Linked DNA regions of Homo sapiens: region 1 is linked to region 2. Evidence: read pairs that join two places in POLR2A ChIA-PET (ENCODE). Cell type or tissue: Panc1. All regions are shown on one strand. Each heading gives the region's core, and the rest is flanking DNA. Links, peaks and the distances in the headings are about the cores only.

What was found. Peaks named below come from ENCODE experiments on the same cell type or tissue, not always from the same donor. Only the 100,000 strongest peaks of a DNase experiment are listed, where the experiment ranks them.
Region 1: POLR2A ChIA-PET joins it to region 2 with 10 read pairs; 3 of 35 experiments call an interaction of 5 or more read pairs at or near these places.

Annotation. Positions count from the first base shown.
Region 1 is chr15:51,928,750-51,934,130 of GRCh38, reverse strand. All of the region lies in intron 1 of LOC112268148 (a long non-coding RNA gene), which reads right to left. Among named protein-coding and RNA genes, the nearest start is that of LEO1, 40 kb to the left of the region's middle. In Panc1, for the core only: no CTCF peak of the experiment used is centred there; no DNase peak of the experiment used is centred there.
Region 2 is chr15:52,188,203-52,193,583 of GRCh38, reverse strand. GNB5 (G protein subunit beta 5) reads left to right here and starts at 2,192. Exons shown (of 13, transcript NM_016194.4): 1 at 2,192-2,262. It overlaps MYO5C (myosin VC), which reads left to right. Exons shown (of 41, transcript NM_018728.4): 41 at 1-1,262. All of the region lies in intron 2 of CERNA1 (competing endogenous lncRNA 1 for miR-4707-5p and miR-4767), which reads right to left. RefSeq lists an enhancer at 1,595-2,094. In Panc1, for the core only: no CTCF peak of the experiment used is centred there; no DNase peak of the experiment used is centred there.

The DNA of each region.
Region 1 (5,381 bases), core at 95-5,094, 260 kb after region 2:
ACTAATGGTCTGGAGCATGTCTGGATAGCCCCTCCAAAATGAAGGATAAGGTGCTGTACCTTAAACCACCTACCAGTGCAAAAGAATGTTTGGTGGATCTTTCTGGATTTAGGAGCCAACGTACACTTTATTTCATTATGCTACTTTGACCTTTTGCCAAGTAAGGCAGAGATGCTACCTGTTTAAAGTGAGGACCAGAATAAGAGACTGTTCTGCAGTAATTCCAGGCTACAGGGCAAACTGCTCTTCCACTTTGGCCTAATAACCCAGCATATCTGATAATGCTCAGTGTGTTTGTGGCAAATATCACTGCTGTCTGAACCCTGCGGTTAGAATCAGCAAGAGAACTGAGTACAGGTCTCTAGGGATTTGAAACATATCCATGTCCTCTTTTGTAGACAGTCCCTTTTTTTTTTTTTTTTTTTTTGAGATGGAGTCTTGCTCTACCCCCAGGCTGGAGTGCAGTGGTGCGATCTCGGCTCACTGCAAGCTCTGCCTCCCGAGTTCACGCCATTCTTCTGCCTCAGCCTGCCGAGTAGCTGGGACTACAGGCACCTGCCACCACGCCCAGCTAATTTTTTTGTACTTTCTTAGTAGAGACAGGGTTTCACCATGTTAGCCAGGATGGTCTCAATCTCCTGACCTTGTGATCCACCCGCCTCGGCCTCCCAAAGTGCTGGGATTACAGGCGAGAGCCACCGCACCCAGCCTAGACAGGCCCTTTTAACACTTAATCATGGAACATCAAGTAACTACACAGGCTGAGCTTCTCAGAATGAACTGGGCATTTTCTGTCCCAGGAAGCCGTAAGATTGGGCGTATGTATGGCAGTCTTTTACCAATCTATTGTCTCGGCCCAATGAGGTCCAGAAGGCATGAGAAGGTTTCTTGTTTAGGTGGCTCAGACTCCCTTAATACAGACTCCTACTGAATTGCCTCTTCTGTCCCCTTCTCCAAAAGCAAAAAGCCTGGTTTCAAATATCCTCAATTTATTTACTCATTTGTTTAGTCCCCAGTATGCAAATAATAAAATGACTATGGCTGTCTGCTCAGCTCTGGGCCATACACAGTGGCTATGCAGGCCAAGTTCCTATTTAATTTATAGCTAAAAACCTCCACTCATATTGAGAATTAAAAAGATTCTAGTACTCAGAGTTCAAGAAAGGGGCAGCAACTGCAAATACCTTAAAGAAAACACCCAAGAAACTCCAACTGAATGAAATACTATGTGCTCATGTGTACTTTGCCAAATGATTTAAGATTTGACACAAATTAGGCTGGGTGTCGTGGCTCACACCTGTAATCCCAGCACTTTGGGAGGCCGAGGAAGGTGGATTACTTGAGGTCAGCAGTTCAGGACCAGCCTGGTCAACATGGTGAAACCCCGTCTCTACTAAAAACACAAAAATTAGCTGTGTGTGGTGGCAGGTGCCTGTAATCCCAGCTGCTACGGAGGCTGAGGCAGGAGAATTGCTTGAACCCAGGAGGTGGAGCTTGCAGTGAGCCAAGATCGTGCCACTGCACTCCAGCCTGGGCGACAGAGTGAGACACCGTCTCAAAAAATAAAATAAAATAAAAAATAAAAAAAGATATGACACAATTGTGGATAAATATGGACAACATAGGCTTCTATGAACATTCTTGCACAGTGCAGATACATTCAGTGTTGGGCTGGTCCTGAGCAGCACTGTTGTGAAATGCTGTTAAGCACTCTTTCTGTTTTGGTTCAGAATTTTGCTCCTTTGTTGCTACATATTTCAGCCGGGAGCCCTGGCAGGTGTTGGTTAACAGATGTCTTTGTTAGACAGCCACAATCACAATCAAAGCTACCATCAAATATACTTTGTGACAGTTTGGGGGATTCAAACAAGGGAAAAGAGTCAGCATAACTCCATTGCAAATGTCTTTTTCTTAAACTTTATAAAATTGTACAAATTATGCATCTAGCTATTCACTAACTTACTGACTTGCAATTTTTTTTTTTTTTTTTTGAGACGGAGTCTCGCTCTGCATCTCGGCTCACTGCAACCTCCACCTCCTGGGTTCAAGCAATTCTCGTGCCTCAGCCTCCTGAGTAGCTGGGATTACAGGCATGTGCCACTACGCCTGCCTAATTTTTGTAAGTTTGGTAAAGATAGGGTTTCGCCATGTTGACCAGCCTGGTCTCAACTCCTGACCTCAGGTGATCCACCCACCTCAGCCTCCCAGAGTGCTGGGATTACAGGCATGAGCCACCACATCTGGCCATGACTCAGACATTGTAACTAGGAAGATAGCCCTAAGCAATGGTGCTTTTCATGTTCTAGTAATGCACACATTTTGGCCCTGGCTCCTGATGCCACAAGTTTGTGTACTTAGGCTCACTTATGGATGCATCACTTTTAAAAGCCAGGAATTTAGGAAAGGTTCGTAACATTTTTATAGAACCTTAAGCTTTTTAAAGGGTAAACACTAGTAAAACTTCTCTAAAGAACTGGTCGGGCACAGTGGCTCAAACCTGTAATCCCAGCACTTTGGGAGGCCATGGCGGGTGGATCACTTGAAGACAGTAGTTTCAGATCAGCCTGACCAACATGGTGAAACCCTGTTTCTACTAAAAATTCAAAAATTAGCCGGGCATGGTGGTGTGTGTCTACAGTCCCAGCTACTTGGGAGGCTGAGGCAGAAGAATTGCTTGAACCTGGGAGGCAGAGGTTGCAGTGAGCCGAGATCGCACCATTGTACTCTAGCCTGGTTGACGAAGTGAGACCCTGTCTCAAAAAAAAAAAAAAAAAAAAAAGAAAAAAAAAAACATAAAAACAAATCACTCTCAAACTCAGCACTTACAATAAGCATTTACTATTATCATGCTGATTCTGAGGATTAGGAATTCAGGAATGGCTTCGCTGGTTGTTTCTAACTCAGAGTCTCTTGCAGGCTGCTGTCAAGATGTTGGCTGGCACTACATTATCTAAGGGCTTGCCTAGGGCTGAAGGATCTGTTTCCAAGATGGCTCACATGGGTTTTGGCAGGGGCCTTAGTTTTTCACTATGTGGACCTCTCCATAGGCAGTTTGAATGTCCTCACGGCATGGCAGGTGGCTTTCCCCAGAGCAAGTGACCTAAGACAGAAAGAGCAAGACAGAAAAGCCAGTGTCTTTCATAGCCTCATCTCGAATACAGGTTGTATTCTGCTGATCACATAGATCAATCATGACACAGTGTTGGAGGAGACCACACAAGGGCATGGAAACCAGAGGCAGGAATCACTAGGATGGGCAGGAACCTTGAAAGCTGGCTGCCACAGTGATTACCTTTCACCCACCAACTCTGCCTCCTCCTTTCTCCAAAGACACGCTAGTTAGTTAAGCTTCTGAGAACCTGGCTTAGGGAGCCAGTTTGAGGTTGGTTTAGTGGAGATTTGGCTTATGAATCTTTGGACTATGTTGAAGTGGTGGACCAAGAACTAACTGTGTAAAGAACTTTAGTTGGAAAAATTAATACTGTGCATTTCCCCCCAACACCGAAGATCCTAGTGGGACCATGGATCTGTTTGGAGATATAGACGACGTTTCTTCTGAGAGTGATGAGGGCAATCAACCACCTATTCCAGGACAGCTGATTGTAAGTACGATCACCAATATCAACCAATCCCATTATTCAAAGCTAAAAAAGAAAGCTTCAGAGGCTGATGAATCTGTCTTTCTCATGTTGAGAGAGGACGTGGATAGCTGAACATCTGATGAATAGGTGACTTTCTTAGCTATATTGGGAATTTCTGGATATAAGAAGGCACAGAAGGAACTACCCAGAATAAGGGTGATGCCAAACTTTAGGGGCTAGACTAATATAAAATAATATAAAAATATAATTAATATGTAATATAAAAACCTTTGATTTAAAGTTTTTTCTTATTCAAGCCTATGACAAGAAGCATGAGCTATGCTGATATTCTGATTTTAATAGTTGTCTAGTATTGATGGGGTGAATAATTTCATACTTCTGTTGCTGAATATATTATGCAAAAAAGTCAATAAAATAGATACTTTTTTCTACTAATGTTGGCTAACAGATCTTGTTTTCCTGTGTTTTATTTGTTTTGTTTTGTCTTCCTTTTTTTTTTTTTTTTTTTTGAGACGAAGTCTCTAAGATTACAGGCGTGAGCCAGTAATCCGCGCCCAGCCTGTTTTGCTTTTTTGTAGGCATGAGGTGAGGTTTTAGGGAGAAGCTTGGAAGAGTTGCTGACTGTTTTATCCCTAAAGTGGAGTGTAAATTTACTTCCCAACCAGGGGTGGTGGCTCACGCCTATAATCCCAGCACTTTGGGAGGCCAAGGTGGGCACATCACCTAAGGTCAGGAGTTTGAGACCAGCTTGACTAACATGGTGAAACCCCGTCTCTACTAAAAATACAGAAATTAGCCAGGCTTGGTGGCACGGGCCTGTAATCCCAGCTACTCAGGAGGCTGAGGCAGGAGAATGGTTTGAACCCGGGAGATGGAGGTTGCAGCGAGCCGAGATCATGCCACTGCACTCCAGCCTGGGTGACAGAGTGAAAACTCCATATCAAAAAAAAAATTTACTTCCCGTCAAACCTGCATCTGCCTAGTGCAGGATGAGTAAAGCTAGCACATTTCTAATGTCTTCAATCTCTCACATTCTGATACCTTTCTTAGGATGAACATGGAGTGCCTCAGGACCAGCAGGAGGAAGAGCCAATTTCTGAAACCATAATAGAAGAAGAAATTCCCAGTATCAACTCTGATTTAGGAAATGAATTGTATTTTGTTAAACTACCCAAGTTTCTCAGTATAGAACCCAAGTAAGAGGACTGATTAAAATTTTCAAGATATTAAAAAAAATGCGTAGAATAAATATTTTTTCTTATTTGTCATGAGTTGACTAATCACAAAGATGGGAAATTTCTCATATAACTTTGAAAAATATAAATCTAGGATGTGCTGTGGTAGAAAAATGAATCACTGGTGAGAGAGAATTTTAATGCTAATAATTTTTCTAGCATTTTGGCACTTTCTTTTACATAAACAGATCACAATGGATGAAGGTGTTTTTCACTGGTATAAAGCTGACAAATCAGAAAACAAGAGTGAGAAAGTCTGCTAGAGAAATCACAAATGTTCTGGCCAGGTGCGGTGGCTCATGCCTGTAATCCCACCACTTTGGGAGGCTGAGGCGGGCAGATCACTTGAGGTCAGAAGTTTGAGACCAGCCTGGGCAAAATGGTGAAACCCTGTCTCTACTAAAAATACAAAAATTAGCCAGGCATGGTGGCGCACGCCTGTAATCCCAACTACTTGGGAGGCTGAGGCGTAAGAACCTCTTAAATCCAGCAGATGGAGGTTGCAGTGAGCCGAGGTTCTGCCACTGCACTCCAGCCTGGGTAA
Region 2 (5,381 bases), core at 128-5,127:
CCAGGAGGGAGTGAGATCTGGGGACACAGTGGCTTCCAAGTTTTCTAAGGTTCATGTGAAACCTGAGTACATTTACAAAGCTGCAAGTGGATTCTAGTGCTGAGTCTTCCAGGAAAAAATCCCGTTTGGCCACCGTGACCTGCCAAAAGTTCTCTTGCCCCATGCCTGCTGGGGACAGAAGGTTTTCATGAACTCTTTTTACTGAAAATGCCCTGCATTTAAAAATGTTTATTTTAGACCCTTCTAAATTTTTTTTTTTTTTTTTTTTTGAGACTCCGGAGTCTCGCTCTATCGCCAGGCTGGAGTGTAGTGGCATGATCTCGGCTTATTGCAACCTCCGCTTCCTGGGTTCAAACAATTCTCCTGCCTCAGCCTCCTGAGTAGCTGGGACTACAGGCACCTGCCACCACGCCCAGCTAATTTTTGTATTTTTAGTGGAGACAGGTTTCACCATGTTGGCCAGGATGGCCTCGATCTCTTGACCTCGTGATCCGCCCACCTCAGCCTCCCAAAGTGCTAGGATTACAGGCGTGTGCCACCGCGCCCGGCTGACCCTTTTAATTTTTAAGAGTGTTCAATCCGAGATGAATCATTTGAAGTATTTTTATATGTATATCTATTTAAAACTAATATATTATTAAAGCTTAATTGCCATGCCGTTTATCTTCTCTGAAAGAACTTCAAATCTTACCTGCCAACATATTCACCATAATTTTTTTATTTTTTAATACCTTTCATACAATAACTTTTTTAAAACAACCTCAGATTGAAAAAGCAACCTAAATTACTTTCGCTCTCTAATCAGCATTTCAATGTATTTATTTTTAAATTTTCTCAAAAAGTAACTAAAAAATTGTGTCGGACCCTACTTTTGAGAAATCTACGTTTCCCAAGTTTTATGGGAACTGGCTATTCCTTGTCCCGGCACACCTTCTCATTCCTTCCTTTCAGAGCCTAAAACCTCATTTGATAAGCACTCCTAGTCTCTGGCCTGTGGATCCAGTGCTATTCTGTCACCAACCTAAGAATCCCAATTGCACCTTCTGTTTCTGACAGTCACAGGTGACAGCTGTGATTCTATAATACAGACTGGTGTCTTAGAGGTAGGAATAATACATGATTATGAAGCATCACCCTGCTAATACATAATAATGTCTTTTTATATTATAAGTGATTGAGTTTAGTTCATTTCAATACATTGTACATGAAAAAATGAAAAGTAGAACTTTGTAATACTTTAATCAATAAAATTAATTACCAAATGAATTGGGTCAGATTCTTTCATTGCGAGGAGATGACATGTCTCTTAAGTGTACAAGTTGTATGCCTTTCTTTACGGTCATACTGAAAGATGCTAGAATCTTTATAGATTCATAATATCTCATTTAAAGTATATTAAAATGTTTAGAGAAGAAGTAAATATGTCATAAGTGCTGGCTTAGGCTGTGTCTCCAGGGCGCTTCCACACTGTCAGAATGAGGGGCTACTTGGCAGAGAATTGGCAGGGTTTCTGATCCTGAGCTGCGGCCTCCATGCCCTTTCTAGACCTTCCCCACACCATGAGGAGCCATCACTGTTGGTTTTCGGCTTCCATAACTCAGGATTTATGCCTGTTTTATAGCACTTACCCTGGACTGGAAGCCAGAAATGCTGCCCATTTCCTCTGTAGGCCTGTGAGCCCCAGAGGGCAGGTGCCACATCCTCCTCATCCCTGCCTTCATCCTACTGCTGATGAGGTGGGAAGAGAACTGAAGGAGCAAAGTCCCGTTGGAGGACTGTGTGTGTGTGGTGGGGAGTCAACCATGGGAAAAAGTAGGTCATGTTTGGGGACAGGGAGACCTGTGGAGGCTGAGGAGTTTATGTGTGGAAAAATGGGGAAAGGGAGGCACTCATCCCACAGTCTTGATCAGTTCTACAAAGCTGACAGTGGCAAGGAGACCAAAATAGAGAAATGTTAAGAACATGTGGCCCAGGTGAATGTGAGGGCTGCTCAGTGAGTGGGCGCAGACACAGAGGTCAAACCTGCCAAGGCCTCCCTCCACAGAGGGGCTGGGCAGGTTCCAGGGGTGAGTGAGGGATGCAGATGGCAGTGCGTGCCCAGCAGGGAGCATGGAAGTGCTGTGGAGGAAGGAAGCAAGCTGAGCAGCACTCCAGAGAAGATAAGGAGATTAGCCAGTGGGAGACGTGCTTCACACCTCAAGCTGCGCGCTGGTCCTCACCTCTCACCATCTGCTCTGTGGCTCCCAGTGCTGACTCTGGAAGGTATGTGCATGCTGACATTCGGTTAAAATACTCCAGCTTTTGAAATGCTCAGAAAAGCATCCAGATGAGTACAGGGCACAGTGTTAGCAGGTCTTTCTGTGCGGTGGGAGCATGGGTGAGGGGTTTTGTTGTTGTTAATCCGTAGAATCTAATTTTTCTACAATACACATGAATTTATTTTGAAATAGTAAATTTCAAATATTTCAAATTGAAATATTTCAATATTTTTTACATTAATATTGGCATCAGGAAAGAGATTAAGCATACTTAAAATCACTAAGTCAGTTTTAAAATTTGATCCAGGTGACACATGGCAACATAAGCCTCTGAGTACAGCTTATGGGGTTAGAAAGAGGTTTTTAGTTGTAAGTCTGAGATACATCCACATTGTGTGTATCAGTTATTTTTTATTCTATGCTCATTTCACAGTTTCGTCTGTGACTGGTGAACATTTGGGTCTTTCAAGTTTAGGCCTTCTATGAATAGCTGCTATGACATTTATGTTTTTTTTTTTTTTTTTTTTTTTTTTTTTTTTTTTTTTTTAAGGAAATAAGCATTATTTTCTGTGGTGTATGTATGCACGAGTAGAATTGCCTGGTCATAGACTATATCCGTTTCACTTTAGTAGCTCCTACCAACCAGTTTTCTACAGTGGTTATACCGACTTATACTCCCACTAGCAGAGAAAGGCAGTTCCAGTCTCTGCATCCTTGCCCACACTTTGTGTTGTCAGGCTTTTTAGGTTTTCTGATGGCTAAGTAGTTGTATCACATCGTAGTTTTACTTTGTATTTCTATGATGACTAATGATAATGAGCACCTTTTTATATGTTTATTGACCATATAAGTATCCTCATTTGTGAAGTGACTACACAAGCCTTTTGTCCATTTTAAAAATAATCTTTGGGCTGGGCGCGGTGGCTCATGCCTGTAATCCCAGCACTTTGGGAGGCTGAGGCGGGCAGATCATGAGGTCAGGAGATTGAGAGCATCCTGGTTAACACGGTGAAACCCCATCTCTACTAAAAATACAAGAAATTAGCCGGGTGAGGTGGCGGGCGCCTGTATTCCCAGATATTTGGGAGGCTGAGGCAGGAGAATGGCATGAACCTGGGAGGCGGAGCTTACAGTGAGCCGAGATTGCGCCACTGCACTCCAACCTGGGCGACAGAGCAAGACTCTGTCTAAAAAAAAAAAAAAAAAAATTTATTGAGATATGATGTCCACGTTTTGTTTCATGTTTTAAAACCCATCATTTTAAAACATATATTTCAGTGTTTTTTAAGTTTATTTACAAGGATTTGCAACCATTGCCACTGACTCCAGAGTATTTTCATCACCCCGAAAAAGAAATCCCATACCCCTTAAGCAGCCACTCACTCTCAGCTCCCTCCTTCCCCCTTATTCTCTCTTCCCTCCACCTCGCAACTACTCATCTGCTTCATGTCTCTATGGATTTGCTGATCCTGTACACTTCATATAAATAAATCATACAATATGTGGCCTTTTGTGTCTGGCTTCTGTCATAGGATAGCGTTTTTAAGGTTTGACCATGTTGTAGCATGTGTCAGAACGTCATTCTTTTTTATTGCTGAATAGCAGTCTACTGGAGGGATAGACATTTTGTTTTTCATTTGTCGGTTGGTGGACACTTGGGTTGCTTTCACTTTTGGCTAATAATGCTGCCATGAAAATTAGTATGTACATTTTTATGTGAACATATATTTTCTTTTTTTTTGTTCTGAGACGGAGTCTCACTGCATTGCCCAGGCTGGATTTCAGTGGCGCGATCTTGGCTCACTGCAACCTCCATCCCCCAAGTTCAAGCAGTTCTCATGTCTCAGCCTCCCAAGTAGCTGGGATTACAGGCACCTGCCACCACGCCTGGCTAATTTTTGTATAGTAGATATGGGGTTTCACCATGTTGCCCAGGCTGACCTCAGGTGATCTACCCGCCTGGGCCTTCCAAAGTACTGGGATTACAGGCATGAGCCACCACGCCCAGCCAGTGAACATACATTTTCAAGTATCCTGGGTATATATCTAGAAGTAGGATTGCGGGGTCTTATGGTAACAGCTGTATATTTAAGTTTTGAATAACTGCCAAACCGTTTTCCACAGCTGCACCATTGGAAAACGGCTACCCCACTTTACCTTCCCACCAGCAATGTATGAAGGTCCTTTTGTCCATTTTTAATTGAGTTAATGAAGCAGTATTTTAAAAGTAAAAACTGGATATACCCTATGTATCCAAACACGGAAGTTGGTTTAATAAATTATGACACTCCACAGCATAGAATAATGCTGAACCTATTACCAAACAAGGTTGATCTATAAGTGTTAACAGAATAAGTTAGATGAAGAAAGCAAGTAGCCCTATTTGCATGACTACCAAAGCTGTATCTATGTGTTTGTGCCAGAAAAGTCTGGAAGAATAAACAACAAACTAAGGGCAGTGAAAATGCAGGGCATGTGATGGGGGATTCAAGTTTTACTTTTTCATCTTTGGTACTGGTTCTTTTTAAAATAAACACGTATTTCTGTGGTAATTTTTTAAGTCACATATTTAGGTAAAACAGATATCAAAGAAAGTTTGTGCTTGGCATAAAGTTATTAGGGGAAGGTTTGAGAAGTTCTATGAACTACTGCAGAGCAACTTCATGTCAAAATTTGTTAAATGGGGCATTTCTGTCTTTCTTGTCAAAATGCTCATCGAAACATTGGCTCTAGCTGTGAAAAATTCTCTCATCATAAAAAGGATATTGACAATAAGTACAACAAAGTACTAAAATTTAGCTGATACAAATACTAAGTGAAAAACATCAAGATACAGAAATGTAATCAGTATACATGAACAGTATGACCTCAGTGGTCTCAAATCTATTCTTGCTACACCAAAATGTAAAAAGAAGTTTCTCTGAGTGGTGGGATTATAGGTGATTATCTTCTTCCTTATATCTTTTTTTCCCCCAAACTTTCTACAATGCATATGTATAATATTTACAGTTTAAAAATGCTTTAAATTTAGTTTGTAGCTTGCCCATGTTTAACCAGTGAGGTCTAAAATGCTAGCTATGTGATACGACTTAAGGCCCATAGGACTCAAAAATTGGAGTCTCC